Linked DNA regions of Homo sapiens: region 1 is linked to region 2. The links are chromatin loops, found by intact Hi-C in ENCODE. Cell type or tissue: IMR-90. All regions are shown on one strand. Links, peaks and the distances in the headings refer to the core of each region. The heading gives the core; the rest is flanking DNA.

The links. Hi-C counts contacts between places; a loop is a spot of excess contacts. Peaks named below come from ENCODE experiments on the same cell type or tissue, not always from the same donor. Only the 100,000 strongest peaks of a DNase experiment are listed, where the experiment ranks them.
Region 1: it touches region 2 in a loop (11-fold over the local background); 5 of 110 quality-filtered maps call a loop at or near these places.

The regions. Positions count from the first base shown.
Region 1 is chr16:74,932,841-74,941,167 of GRCh38, reverse strand. WDR59 (WD repeat domain 59) reads left to right here. Exons shown (of 26, transcript NM_030581.4): 8 at 2,902-3,018. Among named protein-coding and RNA genes, the nearest start is that of WDR59, 48 kb to the left of the region's middle. In IMR-90, for the core only: no CTCF peak of the experiment used is centred there; a DNase peak (open chromatin) is centred at 4,007.
Region 2 is chr16:75,107,948-75,116,274 of GRCh38, reverse strand. It overlaps ZNRF1 (zinc and ring finger 1), which reads right to left. Exons shown (of 5, transcript NM_032268.5): 5 at 5,281-8,327. It overlaps LDHD (lactate dehydrogenase D), which reads left to right. Exons shown (of 11, transcript NM_194436.3): 2 at 615-727; 3 at 936-1,077; 4 at 1,307-1,448; 5 at 1,590-1,749; 6 at 2,110-2,309; 7 at 2,405-2,533; 8 at 2,613-2,740; 9 at 3,351-3,441; 10 at 3,562-3,673; 11 at 3,754-4,411. The coding sequence ends at 3,919. Among named protein-coding and RNA genes, the nearest start is that of LDHD, 4.7 kb to the left of the region's middle. RefSeq lists enhancers at 1-264, 4,939-4,988, 6,986-7,065, 7,096-7,245. In IMR-90, for the core only: CTCF peaks have their summits at 4,854 (motif pointing right) and 5,543; DNase peaks (open chromatin) are centred at 4,874, 5,494 and 7,174; H3K4me3 peaks cover 504 bases; H3K27ac peaks cover 2,388 bases.

The DNA of each region.
Region 1 (8,327 bases), core at 14-8,013, 170 kb after region 2:
AGACAAGGTTGCTGAAGCTGACCTCGAACTCCTGGGGTCAAGCGATCCTCCCACCTCAGCCTCCCAAAGTGCTGGGATTACAGACATGAGCCACTGCTCCTGGCCTTCTTTATTTCCTAACTAGTGATTGGTTTTATTCAGTTTGTCACTATAACAGCATTTTCGGCTGGGCGCGGTGGCTCACACCTGTAATCCCAGCACTTTGGGAGGCTGAGGCGGGTGGATCACGAGGTCAGGAGATCGAGACCATCCTGGCTAACATGGTGAAACCCCGTCTGTACTAAAAATACAAAATTTAGCTGGGCGTGATGGCGGGCGCCTGTAGTCCCAGCTACTCGGGAGGCTGAGGCAGGAGAATCGCTTGAACCCGGGAGGCGGAGCTTGCAGTGAGCCGAGATCGCGCCACTGCACTCCAGCCTGGATGACAGAGCAAGACTCCGTCTCAAAAATTAAATAAATAAATAAAATTAAAATAATGATACTTAGGACTTCTGCTCAGGTGAGTTGTAGAACTTGTTGATTATATTTTCACTTCTCTGGCACTTTGTAGTGTCAAAGCAGCACTGATGGCAGCAAGCATTACAGACTTCACAAAGTTCAGTGTCAGTGCTAACAGTGGATTTTAATCCAGACTCATGTATGACTATCATATTAACATTTACTGAGCATTTATTGTACATAGGCCTTCTTTTAAGAGTTTTACATTTATTGATTAATATCTCTTTATAATTAGCCTTTAAAGTACATGTTTTTGTTTGTTTGTTTTTGTTGTTGTTTTTTTTTTTTTGGGAGACAGAGTCTCACTCTGTTGCCCAGGCTGGAGTGCAATGGCGCATTCTTGGCTCACTGCAACCTCCACCTCCCAGGTTCAAGCGATTCTCCTGCCTCAGCCTCCCGAGTAGCTGGGATTACAGGTGCCCACCACCACGCCTGGCTAATTTTTTTATTTTTAGTAGAGACAGGGTTTCACCGTGTTGGTCAGGCTGGTCTTGAACTCCTGACCTCAGGTGATCCATCCGCCTTTGCCTCCCAAGGTGCTGGGATTACAGGCGTGAGCCACTGCGCCTGGCCAGTGTGTGCTATTATTATCCCTTTTTTACAGATGAGTAAACTGAAGCAAATTTGCTGCCAAAATTTGAACCCAGGCAGGCTGGTTCTAGAGACTGCTCTCTGTTTTTTGTTTTTGAGACAGTCTCCCTCTGTCTCCCAGGTTGGAGTGCAGTTGCACAATCATAGCTCACTGCAGCCTCAAACTCCTGGACTCAAGTGATCCTCCCAGCTGAGTAGCTGGGACTGCAGGTATGCACCACTATGATGAGGTAATTAAAAAAATTTTTTTCTTGTAGAGATGGGAATCTTACTGTGTTGCCCAGGCTGGTCTTGACTTTTGGTCTCAAGTCATCCTCCTGCCTTGGCCTCCCAGAACACTGGGATTATAGGTGTGAGCCACTCCACCCAGCCTGGAGACTGCACTCTTATCCTCATAGACTAATGCTAATTATGGAAGTAATACATGCTCTCTGTAGAAAATATAAATGAAAAAATAAAAATCATTCATAATCCTACTACCCAGAGACAAATGCTAACATTTTGGTGTTTTCTGTTCTTATGCTTTTTTTTTTTAAACTTAGTTTGTCGTACTGTGTACGTAGTTGTGTACACTTTTTTTTCATTTAACATTAGAACAGATGCATTATCCTCGTACTATAAGCTCTAAGTATAATTTTCAGTGGCTACATCATATTGTATCATCATTTGGTGTCGCATAGCTGTAGTATATTGATTCAGCTTCATTATTTCCCATTTGTTGATCATTTAGGTTTTTTTTCTGGTTTTCTAGTGTTTCAGATAACACCAAGATGAACTTCTTTTATATCTAAAGCTTTTTGTGAGTTTGGATTATTCCCTTAAGACAGGAAAAATTTTGGGCTGGGAAAAGTGGCTCAAACCTGTAATCCCAGCACTTTGGGAGGCCATGGCAAGAGGATTGCTTGAGGCCAGGAGTTCGAGACCAGCTTCACCATGTTGGCCAGACTGGTCACAAACTCCTGACCTCAGGTGATCCACCCACCTTGGCCTCCCAAAGTGCTGGAATTACAGGCATGAGCCACCGTGCCCGGCCTGTTTATTTTCTATGCTTATTAATCATGTATTGTTTTTTTTTGTGATGTACATTCATTCTCCTTTGGAATCTTAGTGCTCCATCACTTTAAGATGCATGGTTTTACCCTCTTGTTGAAGCTGAGTCCATTTGGATGTCTCAGTCTCTCTTCTTGGGTGATCATGGGGGAGACGAGTGGGAATTGTCAGACTGCACTGTTAAAGTGTGAGGCCGGGCACAGTGGATCGTGCCTGTAATCCAGACACTTTGGGAGGCCAAAGCAGGGGGTTCGCTTGAGCCCAGGAGTTCAAGACCAGCCTGGACAACATGCAAAACCCCATCTCTAGAAAAAATACAAAAAAATTAGCCAGGCTTAGTGGTGTGCACCTGTAGTCCCAGCTACTTGGAGGGCTGAGGTGGGAGGACTGCTTGAGCCCAGGAAGTTGAGGCTGCAGTGAGCTGTGATCGTGCCACTGCACTCCAACCTGGGTGACAGAGCAAGACTTCGTCTCAAAAAACAAAAAAGGGGGTGAAAAGCACCTACTACCTTGTATCCTTCATTGAAGTGGGAAGAAACGAGGCTCACAGGCGCATTTTCAGAGCATGTGAAGGAGCGTTGGATAAGTCTTTTGGTGATGGTGTTTTGTTTGGCTTAACCAAAACAAACAAAGTCTGTGTAGGGTAGAGACAGTATCTGGTAGTATTTTTGCATCCTCACTCACTACCTAGCAGACTTTTACGTGATAGACACTCAAAGAGTTCTTTCTAAATCGATAATATTAGGTGCTGATCTGTTGCAGAAACCCAGTACAGCAGTGGAATATCTAGCCGCCCACCTCTCCAAAATCCATGGCCTGGACTGGCACCCAGACAGCGAGCACATTCTTGCTACCTCCAGTCAAGACAATTCTGTGAAGGTCAGTGGCACCCATGGGGAAGTTGGAGGAGCAGTGTTTGGGTGGCATCAGGGATGTATGATTCCACCTTGGTTGGAAAGCTGCAGTGTGTTAGCACAGTATGTATTTCACGGTGCATGTGCTTCTTGGGCAACTGAACACATAAATTTGGTTATGCTGACCAGCAAAATGCGACAGAGCGAGACCCAGCATGGTGCTGTTCAGCATAACCACATTGTGTTATGATGGCAGAGTGACATGCCATAGCATCTCCTCTGATACGTCTCTTAGAATTTGTTCAGAAGGTTTTCGTCTTTCCCTTTGTGAAAGGAAGTCAGAGACAAAAGTACTTAGAAAGGGAAAGAAGTTGGCCGGGCATGGTGGCTCACACCTGTAATCCCAGCACTTTGGGAGGCTGAGGCAGGCAGATCACTTAAGGTCAGGAGTTCAAGACCAGCCTGGCCAATATGGTGAAACCTAGTCTCTACTAAAAATACAAAAATTAGCTGGGTGTGGTGGCGCACACCTGTAATTCCATCTACTTGGGAGGCTGAGACACAAGAATCGCTTGAACCTGGGAGGCAAAGGTTGCATTGAGCTGAGATTGATCCACTGCACTCCAACCTGGGCGACCGAGCGAGCCTCTGCCTCAAGAAAGGGAAAGAGGTTCCCTTGCGAAGAAGCTGCAAGGAAGTCAGATATGTATGACAGATATAAGTAAAGGAGAAAAGTCTACAGTTGTTAAGGTTTCAAAGTTTACAATTAGTCTATTCCTGGTGGAAAAACAGCTGCTCCCTCACATGCTTATCGTATGTAGAAAGTTCTGACGTTTTCAGGCATCAGCATTTCACAGTTCAGGGATAGAGTCATTTTATTAGTGATTCTCTAACTTACAGGAAATGCTCAAGATTTTATGTGTTTCAGTAACCCGATTATTTCTGGTTTATCACAAGGTACAGTGTTGTTTGTTTGTCTTTCCTCTCTGTGACATGGGATGTTCACCCTTGGTCAGAATGATGGCAGGGCAGAGTCATCTTTGTTCCAGTAGTTCCTCCTTGTGGTCAGGTCTCTGAGGACAGGGGTTTGACCACAGAAATTGGTTTAGCAATTTTATGATTCAGTGTCATTTATTTAATGCTTTGTTGTATTTATATAGTCATATATGACATCTTTGTGGTATGATTAGCAAAACTACAGTCATATACTAAGTTAAAAGTTAACTCCTGTCTTGAAGTTTGTAAATCTCTTAGGGTTGTAAGTTATTTTTAATGTGTCAGATGTGACTTTTTTGTTTGTTCGTTCGTATTACGTTTGATTTTTTGTTTTTATTTATTTATTTATTTTTTGAGACTGGGTCTCACTTTGTCACCCAGGCTGGAGTGCAGTGGTGTGATCTCGGCTCACTGCAACCTCCGCTCCTGGGTTCAAGCGATTCTCCTGCCTCAGCCTCCTGAGTAGCTGGGATTACAGATGCACGCCATCATGCCTGGCTAATTTTTGTATTTTTAGTACAGACAGGGTTTAACCATGTTGGCCAGGATGGTCTCGAACTCCTAACCTCAAGTGATCCGCCCATCTCGGCCTCCCAAAGTGCTGGGATTACAGGCATGAGCTACCATGCCCGGCTGCATTTGGGTTTCTGTCCCTGTACCCCAATCAGCTTGTCTCCCAAGTTCAGGAACCAGAAGCCATCCAGTTCAACTCTACCTCTTTCTATGAGATGCCCAAGTTTGTTGATACTCAGTGTCATCTTTCCTACCTGTGAGTCTGGGGTTTCCTAGGTAATAAAGCAGGTAACAGCCAGTTTCCTGGGAGGACTTTATATATTTTTTCTTTATATATAGATATATACATATCTATATAGACAAAGAGAAATATAAAGAAATATCAGAAGAGCCTTGGTCAAAAAAGAACCAGGTTTCCTTGAGGGTTGATGTCCTAGGAAACAGACTCAAAGCTACGTGTTTCTCACCAGAATGTACCAAGGGTGGTCGGGCATGGTGGCTCATGCCTATAATCCCAGCACTTTGGGAGGCTGGGGCATTATTTCCCCATACAAAGTCTTCTCTGTTCTTTACCAGCAGGCTTAGCTTATTAATGAAATGAGATTTTTGGCATGGTATTTGATTTATTCCACTATATCCTAGAAGGAAGACAATTTTTTTTTTTTTTTTGAGGTGGAGTCTTGCTCTGTCACCCGGGTTGGAGTGCAGTGGCGCGATCTCGGCTCACTGCAACCTCCGTCTCCCAGGTTCAAGCGATTCTCCTGCCTCAGCCTCCTGAGCAGCTGGGATTATAGGTGCATGCCACCATGTCCAGCTAACTTTTGTGTTTTTAGTAGAGATGGGGTTTCACCATGTTGGCCAGGATGGTCTCAATCTCTTGACCTTGTGCTCTACCTGCCTTGGCCTCCCACAGTGCTAGCAAGACAATTTTTATTGAATGTATGTAAATAGCATGATCATAAAAAGTGAAGAAACTTAGAAAAGGGACTTTGCATAACATTCAACCATTTTTTTAGTAGATAAGGACCAATATGTGTAATTTTTCTACATAATCATTTTTAAGTTTATATGACAATTTATTAGCTCATAATTTATATTAATTATTTTTATTATATTTTTATTTTCTAAATTCTAAGGGGTCAGCTGGAGCAAGGTATCACTAAATGTGTATTTCACTTCAGTTTATAAATTATTTAACTACAAAACAATTGAGTTGAAGGTTAGGGATAGATCAAGAAGAAAGAAAAGAATTTTTCTTATGTGGCCCTTAGAAATAGAACATTAACTACAATTAAATGAGTTTATATCATTTTACATAATCTTTTTTTTTCCCTGATCTTGGGTTAACAGCAGCCTATTTCACAAAATTGCTGCCTTCTAGACAAAGAGAGTCCTGGAAATCCAGACATAGTCACTTGGTACATTCTTTTTTTTTTGAGACAGAGTCTTGCTCTGTTGCCCAGGCTCGATTGCAGTGGTGTGATCTTGGCTCGCTGCAGCCTCTGCCTCCCAGGTTCAAGCAATTCTCATGTCTCAGCCTCCCTCAGTAGCTGGGATTACAAGGGTGCACCAACATGCCAGGCTAATTTTTGTATTTTTAGTAGAGATGGAATTTCACCATGTTTGCCAGGCTGGTTTCAAACTCCTGACCTCAAGCATTCTCCCTGTCTCGGCCTCCCAAAGTGCTGGGATTATAGGCATGAGCCACCATGCCCGACCACCCTTGCTACATTCTGGTGAGAAACATGTAGCTTTGAGTCTGTTTCCTAGGACATCAACCCTCAAGGAAACCTGGTTCTTTTTTGACCAAGGCTCTTCTGATATTTCTTTATATTTCTCTTTGTCTATATAGATATGTATATATCTATATATAAAGAACAAATATATATTTTGTTTCACTGTCTTGCCCAGGCTGGTTTTGAACTCCTGGGCTCAAGCAGTCTTCCTGCTTCAGCCTCCCAAAGTGTTGGGATTACAGGCGTGAGCCACACCTGGCCCCTGATATTTCTTCAGAGGACTTTTTTCTGATCTGTAGCTTGTAGCAGGGACCCTTAGAAAAGGGTAAATGAAAAGGAGAAATTATCTGTGAATGGGGGGATGGAATGGCTCCGGTTAATTTATAATAACTACCTGTATCAGATTGAAATAGAATGAAGTCTTCTGTTTGCAAATGACATATAATCGTTTTATAAGACTGCATCAGTGATTGCCTTGAGAGCAAGAGCATGTTATGAACAGTGAGGATATTATCAAATCTCCAGGGTCCTCTAATTAATCCCATAAATTGTATAATTGTCACCAGTTGGTGAACATATTTAAATCTAGAAACAAAATCTTTCTTTTTTTCTTAAAAAAAAAGGATTAATCTTGCTAACAGTTATATGCCAGTCTTTATGCATGAACGTGAATATGTTTCTATCCAAATTGAAAAGTAAACAGTTGCTGAAATGTATTCATATTAACAACATTTTACTTGTATATAATTAATCTGGGGAGGCTGAACTTTTCTTTGCTAGCTTTCCACATACTGTGGATTTGATAATAGGGAGGCATGCACAGTGTAGAGCTCATTAAAAATCTGCAGAATGACAAGCATATCTAATTATTTTGAGTATCATTCCTTTTATAAGTTGAGGGGCGAATTATAGTTTACCCTGTGGCCATGTGGGAAACCCAAAAGTAGTTTAAGCTGAAAAGACATCTTGACCATTTTATTATTTTGAACATAGGACCTGAATTTGGCAAAAAAGAGTTGTTATATAAGGGTCTAAAGATAAGAAATGGCTGGTGCGGTGGCTCACGCCTGTAATCCCAACACTTTGGGAGGCCGAGGCGGGTGGATCGCCTGAGGTCAGAAGTTCGTGACTAGCCCCACTAACATGGTGTAACTCCATCTCTACTAAAATTACAAAATTAGCTTGGTGTGGTGGTGCAGCCTGTAATCCCAGCTAGTTGGGTGGCTGAGGCAGGAGAATCGCTTGAACCTGGGAGGTGGAGGTTGCAGTGAGCTGAGATCATGCCACATGCACTCCAGCCTGGGCGACAAGAGCTAAACTCCATCTCAATAAATAAATAAATAAAGATAAGAAATGATTGCAGTCTTGATATATAGTGAAACTAAAGTTAAATACAGCAGTAAGTGATAAAAATTATTAAGAATGGTAGCATTTTTAAAAAACAAGGGATTTAGGCATATGATTCATGAGCTTTATGAAAAACACAAAAAGTAACAGTATTTTGGTGAATCTCTGCTCTCTAGGTGTAGACTGAGTTTTTACTGTTTTAAACAAATGATGTGCTCAGAGATCAGTTGCTGTTTAAATGGAAATAAAACCTACATTTTAGGTGTGATTTTTCTTTTTTAGAGACAGGATCTCACTGTGTCACCCAGGCTGCACTCCAAGTGGCATGATCACAGCTCACTGCAGCCTTGAACTCCTGGGCTCAAGTGATCCTCCCACCTCAGCCTCTGAAGTTGCTAGGACTACAGGTGTATGCCACCATGTCAAATTATTTTGTTTTTTTTGTAGAGGTAGGGTCTTGCTATGTTGCCCAGGCTGGCATTTTAATTTTATTCCTTTTGTGTACTATCCATATAATGTTTTGCACAAAAATCTTTTCCACAAGGCATTTTTTACAAGAAAATCCATAACATTTGGCCAGCTTTGTCAACATGTAATATATAAGGCGAAATTATTCCATTTTTCTCCTTGATAAATCAAGAAACACATGTATTATCTTGCAAACACATCCTCTTACAATCATAGATAACATTTGACATTTTTAAGGCAGCAGAAGTAAGCATGTATACTAATGTGATCGAAA
Region 2 (8,327 bases), core at 161-8,160:
AAGGGCCCAGAAGCCCCAGGCAACGTAGAGTGGGGAGGGGGCAGTGGAAGCTTTTCCTCCCCCTAATTCCCTTATCAAGCTCTGAGTTCCCTGTGGCTGGGGTGGTGCTTGGTTGGCCCTGGAGAAAGGAGGAAGTGAGGGATCTTTTCGGTTGCTCAGGCTGGGCTGGCTATTGAAGGAACCCTGCTGATAGCCTTTTTGGAGAGTGAATTCTGGTTTTTTATTTGGATGGCTGGGCGCTGTGGCTCACGCCTGTAACCCCAGCACTTTGGGAGGCCGAGGCAGGTGGATCGCTTGAGCCCAGGAGTTTGAAACCATCCTGGGCAACATAGTAAGACCCTGTTTTTATTAAAAAAGAAAACATTAAAAAAATTCTGGTGGCGTTTTTTTCTGAGGGGAAACTTTGACCCCCAATGGCTCTGTTTGGAAAAGAGGCATTTCTGGATAGTGGGTTTGTTTAAAGTGGGCCCACCTGGCAAGGATGTTGTCAGCGGGGCGGGCGCAGGGGAGGCTCACTCCAGCCTCCAGCCCCCAGCCCTCCCCCCGACACTGGGGCAGGGCTGTGGCCCCATGTGTCTTTCGGGGGACCCTGGCAGTGTGTTTCTTCCCTGCAGGGAGAGCTCTGCAGGGACTTCGTAGAGGCTCTGAAGGCCGTGGTGGGCGGCTCCCACGTGTCCACTGCCGCGGTGGTCCGAGAGCAGCACGGGCGCGATGAGTCGGTGCACAGGTATGGGAGGGTTCGCGGGCCCCTCCCCTGTCTTCTGGATTCAACCCCAGCTGAGAGAGAGGGTGCTGGGTTGCCTTCCTCCTCACTCATCTGTTTTGGGGTGCTCTGGCATGTTCTCTGCCCCTCGCTTGCTGTAGCCTCAGGCCCTGCAACACCTCGGGACCAGAGGGTGTCACGCCCCGCTAAATCGCTGAGGGTCTGGTTCTAGGTGCGAACCTCCTGATGCTGTGGTGTGGCCCCAGAACGTGGAGCAGGTCAGCCGGCTGGCAGCCCTGTGCTATCGCCAAGGTGTGCCCATCATCCCATTCGGCACCGGCACCGGGCTTGAGGGTGGCGTCTGTGCTGTGCAGGTACAGTGGGGCTCCCTCGCCCGGCCCGAGGATGGTCCCAGCACACCTTGGCACACCTGTGGCTGCCTCCCCCGCCACACACGGCACCTTGGGTCTGCTCCCGCCCGTGGGCTGCCTGCCTCTGGGGGTCTGGTCTGGCTGCTGGGGGGACACCCGCGGGGTGTGGTCCGGGGACGTGGCCAGGTCAGAGACCCAGGTCTGCAGTGGTCTTAGCACCTGCCCCAACCAGGGCGGCGTCTGCGTTAACCTGACGCATATGGACCGAATCCTGGAGCTGAACCAGGAGGACTTCTCTGTGGTGGTGGAGCCAGGTGTCACCCGCAAAGCCCTCAACGCCCACCTGCGGGACAGCGGCCTCTGGTTTCCCGTGGGTAGGACTCGCGAACCTTTCCTGGGACCCTGAGGGCACCGTGGGAGCAGGGCTGTGTCTGGGGTTCAGGGGACCTTCCTCCCCCAGCCCGAGGGAAAGGACCTCCGGTCCCTGAGGCTGCCTTCTGTACGCCGCCCTCCAGACCCAGGCGCGGACGCCTCTCTCTGTGGCATGGCGGCCACCGGGGCGTCGGGGACCAACGCGGTCCGCTACGGCACCATGCGGGACAACGTGCTCAACCTGGAGGTGGTGCTGCCCGACGGGCGGCTGCTGCACACGGCGGGCCGAGGCCGGCATTTCCGGTGAGCGCCCTCTGCGGGGGGCCCGGGCTCTGGCCCTGGGCACTGCTGGCGGGCTGCCCTGCAGAGACCGGGCTGTGAAAAGCACCTCCTGGCGGCCCCCTGGTTTGGCAGGCTAGGCTTCCTCAGGCTCTGAAGCCCTGTCAGCTGGGCCAAAGTGGATGGGACCAGGGTTTGCTCTCCCTGCCTGAGGCCGACTGGCTTTGTGGAGCAGAAAGCACTGGGCCAGGGAAACTGGGCCCGAGGGAGGCCAGCCCAGACCTCAGTGCCTGGGGTCGGTGTCTTGGGTTCCAGCTTCGGCTTCTGGCCAGAAATCCCTCATCACACAGCCTGGTACTCACCTTGTGTGTCCCTGGGACGTAGGAAGAGTGCAGCCGGCTACAACCTCACGGGGCTCTTCGTGGGCTCCGAGGGGACGCTGGGCCTCATCACAGCCACCACCCTGCGCCTGCACCCTGCCCCTGAGGCCACAGTGGCCGCCACGTGTGCGTTCCCCAGTGTCCAGGCTGCTGTGGACAGCACTGTACACATCCTCCAGGCTGCAGTGCCCGTAGCCCGCATTGGTGAGCTGAGGATGGGGGCAGTCAGGGTGGGCTCCCTGGAAGAGGCCCCCTGGGAAGGCCAGGCCTCACCTGGCCTGCCATCTCCCTGGATCCAGAGTTCCTGGATGAAGTCATGATGGATGCCTGCAACAGGTACAGCAAGCTGAATTGCTTAGTGGCGCCCACACTCTTCCTGGAGTTCCATGGCTCCCAGCAGGCACTGGAGGAGCAGCTGCAGCGCACAGGTATGCTGGGGTGGAGTGGGGCAGCAGGGTGGGCTGCCTCAGTGGCGGCCCGGTGTCAGCCCCCCTTCCCCAACTGCAGAGGAGATAGTCCAGCAGAACGGAGCCTCTGACTTCTCCTGGGCCAAGGAGGCCGAGGAGCGCAGCCGGCTTTGGACAGCACGGCACAATGCCTGGTACGCAGCCCTGGCCACGCGGCCAGGCTGCAAGGTGAGCTGGGGCTGGGGTACAGATGGGGCCCACAGCTCGGCCCACAAACCCTTTCCTCAACCCACCACTCTACTGCACAGAGCAGCAGGCTGAGCCTCAACAACGGGGCTGGGCCTGGCTGAGCAGGCGCTAGAAACAAGGGCTGCAGACCGCCCCACCCAGCTGTTCAGATACCGTCTACAGGGAAAGCACAGTTGTCTGCTAAGCCCTCAAAAGCCCTTCCTGTGAGCCAGGTCATGGGAACGGTGCGGTGCTCTTGGGAGCTGTACATGGAAGGAAGGCTTCCTGGAGGAAGAGATGATAGAGAGGGGGATGTTAGCCTAACCTGGGGAAGGGAAGTCTGGGCTCCAGGCAGCTATGCAAAGGCTCAGCAGCCTGGGGCTTGGGGGTGGGAGCCACAGGGGAGGTGTGGCAAGCACACCTGGGCCATTGGTCTCCTGTGTTGTGTCGGGGGGAGGTGAGGGCTGAGGCCTAGAGAAGAGCAGGATTATTTCCTTGTGTGAGGCCAAGAGCTGAAGCCCAGTGCCCTCCGACCCATCCTCAGCCTTGACCACGGTGACCCCGTACACCCAATCAGGCAGGGGTAACTCATAGGCTTCCCTCTGACCAGGGCTACTCCACGGATGTGTGTGTGCCCATCTCCCGGCTGCCGGAGATCGTGGTGCAGACCAAGGAGGATCTGAATGCCTCAGGACTCACAGGTTCTGCCCACCCTGCTGCTGGGGAGAGGTGGGGAGGTGTCAGGGCTGATCAGAGCCTGGGGCAGCAGGAGGCAAGAGGAGGACTGGGCTGGAGAATAGTTCTGTCCTCTGGGCCCCCAGGAAGCATTGTCGGGCATGTGGGTGACGGCAACTTCCACTGCATCCTGCTGGTCAACCCTGATGACGCCGAGGAACTGGGCAGGGTCAAGGCTTTTGCAGAACAGCTGGGCAGGTAGGAGCAAAGCCAGGGAGGGGAAGAGCTGAGGGCAGAGGAAAGGGAGCCCCCTGAGGATGTCTCCTTCCTGCCCCCAGGCGGGCACTGGCTCTCCACGGAACGTGCACGGGGGAGCATGGCATCGGAATGGGCAAGCGGCAGCTGCTGCAGGAGGAGGTGGGCGCCGTGGGCGTGGAGACCATGCGGCAGCTCAAGGCCGTGCTAGACCCCCAAGGCCTCATGAATCCAGGCAAAGTGCTGTGAAGGGGGTCTGAGCACTTAGCCCACAAGTTCCCTGACTACGGAGCCGGTTCTGGAACTTTTCTTCATGCCACGGCCCCTGCAAGGAAATAGATGCTGAGGCAGTCTTCCTGCCAGCGAGCCCACTGTATCTGGGCCCAAGGCCAGAGGGCCCAGAGAGAAGCCTGAGCACCGTGTTACCTCCCTGGCCCTCTGGCTGGCCCCAGGAGCCTTTGGTTCAGTAAACGACCCAGGGTGGTTCCCAGCAAAGCTGCTTCCTCTCTGCTCCTACGCATCCTGTCCTGGCGGGAAGAGAGCGTCTGGGTCCATTCAAGACTCTGATGACACCCCTCCCCGAGGCCTCCCACTGCCGGGGTCCCAGGACCCTTCCCCCTTCACCTGGTGACAGGAACACTCCTTTCCTGGTATGGAACGTGAGCTCCCGTGACATGATGATAGGTCTTCTCCTTGGGGCCTCCCCCAATAAATCTGTAATAAACCTGAAACCCACCTACAGCTACCTGGAAGTCAGCAGGCAGCACTTCCTCCCCTCCCCCTCCAGGGTCTCTGTCCTTTGGTCAGTGACCCCTTTGTTTTGGGGCTGTCCTCTGACTTCTTATAGCCTGGGGAGGAGGTTGGTGCTCAGGGTTCGGAAAGGAACCCAGGTCCCTGTCCCAGCTACTCCGCCTCAGAGCTGAGGACCTGCCCACGGCACATGTCACTCAGGATGGGCTCCCCAACTGGGCCTGAACCGGGCCTCTGAACACACTGAATGTGTTCCTCAGCAGCTGCCACGTCTCTAGAAACAGAGATGAGACTATTTTTGCACCCACCTCTTCATGGGGTGATGTATCGTACCACCAGCTGTTTTGCCCTCAAGGTCTGTCCACCCGAGGGCCTGCCCCTGTCTTGGGCCGGAGCCCGTCTTGAGACCTTGGCAGTTGTTCCCCCCTAAGCCCACAGGAGGGCGCCCGAAATCATGAAGCTCAGATACCACGCGGCATCTGCAGCTCACGACTCCTCTGCCCAGGGCCTGCGGCACTCAGCCCTGGGCAAACCTCCTCCTAGGGTCAGGTAAGTCCTGGCAGCCTGGAAGCCAAGCTAGTCCTCCATCCCCTGCAGGTCCCAGGAACCTGCAGTGCTGTCTCATCTTCCTTGCCCCTCTAGCCTTCGGTCCCTTTTGGAAAGAGGCATGTCACACCCCACGCCCTCCCTGGCCTCCGCCCCTCTCCTCCTCCCATCAGCTGTCAGTGCTCAGGCAGGCTGCTAGGCCTTAGGCAGAGGCAGCTGCGCTGAGACGCCCCAGTCCAACTTCAGTTCTTGGAACCCCTCCTCCGTGCTAATACTGGGCTCCAGCCGACAGCAGTTACACCAACCTGAGCCTGGAGGCTACTCCTCCGTGACGTTTCTGTCCCGTGCTGCCCTGGTGGGGAGCAGAGACCGTGCCAAGGGCTCACTGGTGACAAATCTCAGCCCTCTCCCCAAACCACCCCAGCACGCGTGTGCTCATCACCGAGACAGCCCTCTCGCCCCTCCCCTTCCAGCCAGCCAGCCAGCCACCCACTCTTCCAGGCGAGAATCCTGCAGCAGCTGCGCTCTCCCTCCTGGGTAGGACTCTTCTTTGATGCGCCCTCCAGTGCCTGGCAACTAGGAGGCGCTCAGCAAATGACCATTTCCCACAATCTTTTATTAAGAAAAATTCCAAACATACAGAAAAGTTGAAAGAACAAGTACACTGTTCACTGAAATACCAGCCACTGCAGATTCAACAATGAACATTTTGGCCTTATTTGCTTTGTGTATTTTGGGGGGAACTATTTGGAATTAAATTACACATTTCTTGAAGGCATTCACCTATATAATCCAGCATCTATCTCCTAAGAATGAGGACATTTTCCCATGAACTGCAGTACCGTTAAATGGCTATTAGAGGAATGGTTGGTCTTTGTGAGGGTCTCACGTCCAGGAACCTCATCAAAGTGTGCTAGGCCCTTAGCAGAGAGGGTAGAACCTGCTCGCCGGCTCCCTCACCTTCTCTCCCATCCCAGAAAGGCAGAACAGGGGCAACACAGGATTCTGGAGAGCTGTCCAGATAGAGGATCACAAACATGAGCTCCACCTGGGAAACACAGACAGCCCCAATCCCACCCCCACAACAAGAGCAGGCAACCTGGGTCCAAATTCAGAGGACACCACAGCCGGCAGAGGGCTGCAGCATGCCAGGTAGGACGGAAGTCGCTGGGGGTGGGGATGAGCACCAGCCCCTAGAGCCTGGAATAGCACCCGGCGTGGGCTACAGCCCTGCCCCACCCACCTCACAGCTGCTCGGCTCACCCATGGCACTGCCAAAGCAGCAGGCTTAAGCCGCCAAGGCGGGCACATGAAGCCTCCATTTCCAGGTCCAGGGGTCAGGCAAGGAGATCTCCTTCAGGGCTGGGCCCTGCCTCGCCAGCTTTGCTGGTGGAATTAAATATAGCACAGGGAGACACAGTTGCCAGGCAGAAGCAGGAGGTGCTGTGAATAGAACAGTGCCCTTTGTGGTGACAAAGCTATGGGGAGCCTGCTGTGCATGTGCCAAGACCTGCAGGGCAGCTCCCCCAGCCCCCACAGGGACCTCTGAGCTGCATGGTTTTGTCCCCGCTTCACATGTGAAATATCTGAAGTTCAGATGAAGTCGTTTCCCCAAGATCATTCTGCCAAGTAGGAGAGCCTGAATGCACAGTCTAGAGCCCACGTTCCTGCCACCGACTCACAACAGCCCCAAGGTCTTCACCCCAGACGGGTCCCGCGCTGAGACCCAGGCTCTGAACCACCGAGTCTTCTTTAGTGTTTCTCCGCTGGCCCTGGCTCACGTTTGCCCACTGGCCTGTTGTGAATGCCCTTGCACAGAGTAGGTGCTTCTGGAAGCATCTGATGGAGGGTGACTGCGGAGCCAGGGGCCGTGGCAGCAGGGGGATGGTCCAGCACATCAGGCGGGCCTGAGAAGGGTCAGAGCAGAGAGGCGGTGGAGTCGTCTCCCTCTAGAGCTTTCCTTCGCTGGCTCTGCAGGAGGCTCTGGAATGCTGCTCCGGGAGCCCGCTGGGCACGGGGACACAGGCCAGGCCTGCACTGCTGCTCCCTGCCCCGAGCTGCCTGCCCAGCCCGCATTTTGCCAACTTTTGTGAGCCTGAGCAGTTGGTTCTGGTTCAAGGGCTCTGAGCTGGCACAGCCCCAAACCAGGGCCTCTTCCTGGGCCTCAATGAAGCATGCCCGTGAGTCAGCACTGAGACGCAAACTGAACAACAGGCAGGGCGAGTGGAACGTGGGATGGGGAGCAAAGGCTGGAAGGAGGGGGGCTGGGCCCACACCTGGAAGAACCCACATCCTTGCAGCCTCCGGTGGCTGCAACATCTTGGCCCCTGCAGATCTTTTCAGAGGTCCAGCACAATGACTCCACAGAGGGCTGACTGGTTCCATGATGCTTAAGAGGTTAGGAAGCTTGTAGGAGGCACGCCTGACTTGCCACTCCCTCCACCCAGGCCTGACTATCTGAGGACCAATTCACACACCTGGAGCCCCGAGTAGCAGCCTGAAGGAATGCTAAGGAGGTAGGTGAGGGAGTGGGGGGCAGGCCCTTGCCCCCATTTCTTGATTGTATAACACTTCATTAAAATAAAATCACGCAGTGCCATCTTTTATTAGACATTTTAATACCATATCAAAACACCTTGACTAATGAAGAAAGCTTTTCTCCCAAGCTTTGAACATTTTTTTAAACATTTTATAAGTTTTTTTTTGTATTTTAATATATAAATACAGAAACCTATCTTGCATGGGCTGATGCCACGTGTGAACATCAATGGCTAAAATGTTCTCAAACATAGTGCCTGAAAACAGGGGTAGCTGTACATATTTCTTAGTAAGTCTTTTTTTGTTTAAGTTTTCTGAAAAAAAAAATCCACGAGGGCCTAAGAATAATGTTCAGGCATTTTTGCAGGACACTTGTGATTGTTAAATCCTCTGAACTGACCGGAACCAGGAGGAAAGAAGGGAAAAGAGATGGGATCAGTAGGAAGAAAGTTCTCAATGGGTTGTTTTTTGGCAATGAAGTCAAGATATTAGGGTCTCAAGGGGAGAAAAGAGCAAAAAACCAGCCAGAAAAATAGAGGGAAAAAACCAAACAAACCCAAAGTAGAGAAGTTGGTGGTGGAGAGGGCCAGTTGGGGCAGGGGAAGAGACCGTGTGCTCGCCCGCCGTCAGAAGGCTGGCAGCGAGGCCTTAGCTGTGTTCGTCTGTCACTGAGTGGGTTATGGCTGGGCAGCAAACAGCAAGCTGTAAACATCACGAGGGAAAACACCAGTCGACACTAGACTTTTTTTTTATATAATTTTTTTTTGTAAACACTTTAAAGACAGACCCACAATGCCTTTCAAAGATGAAAAAGAAAATGCCC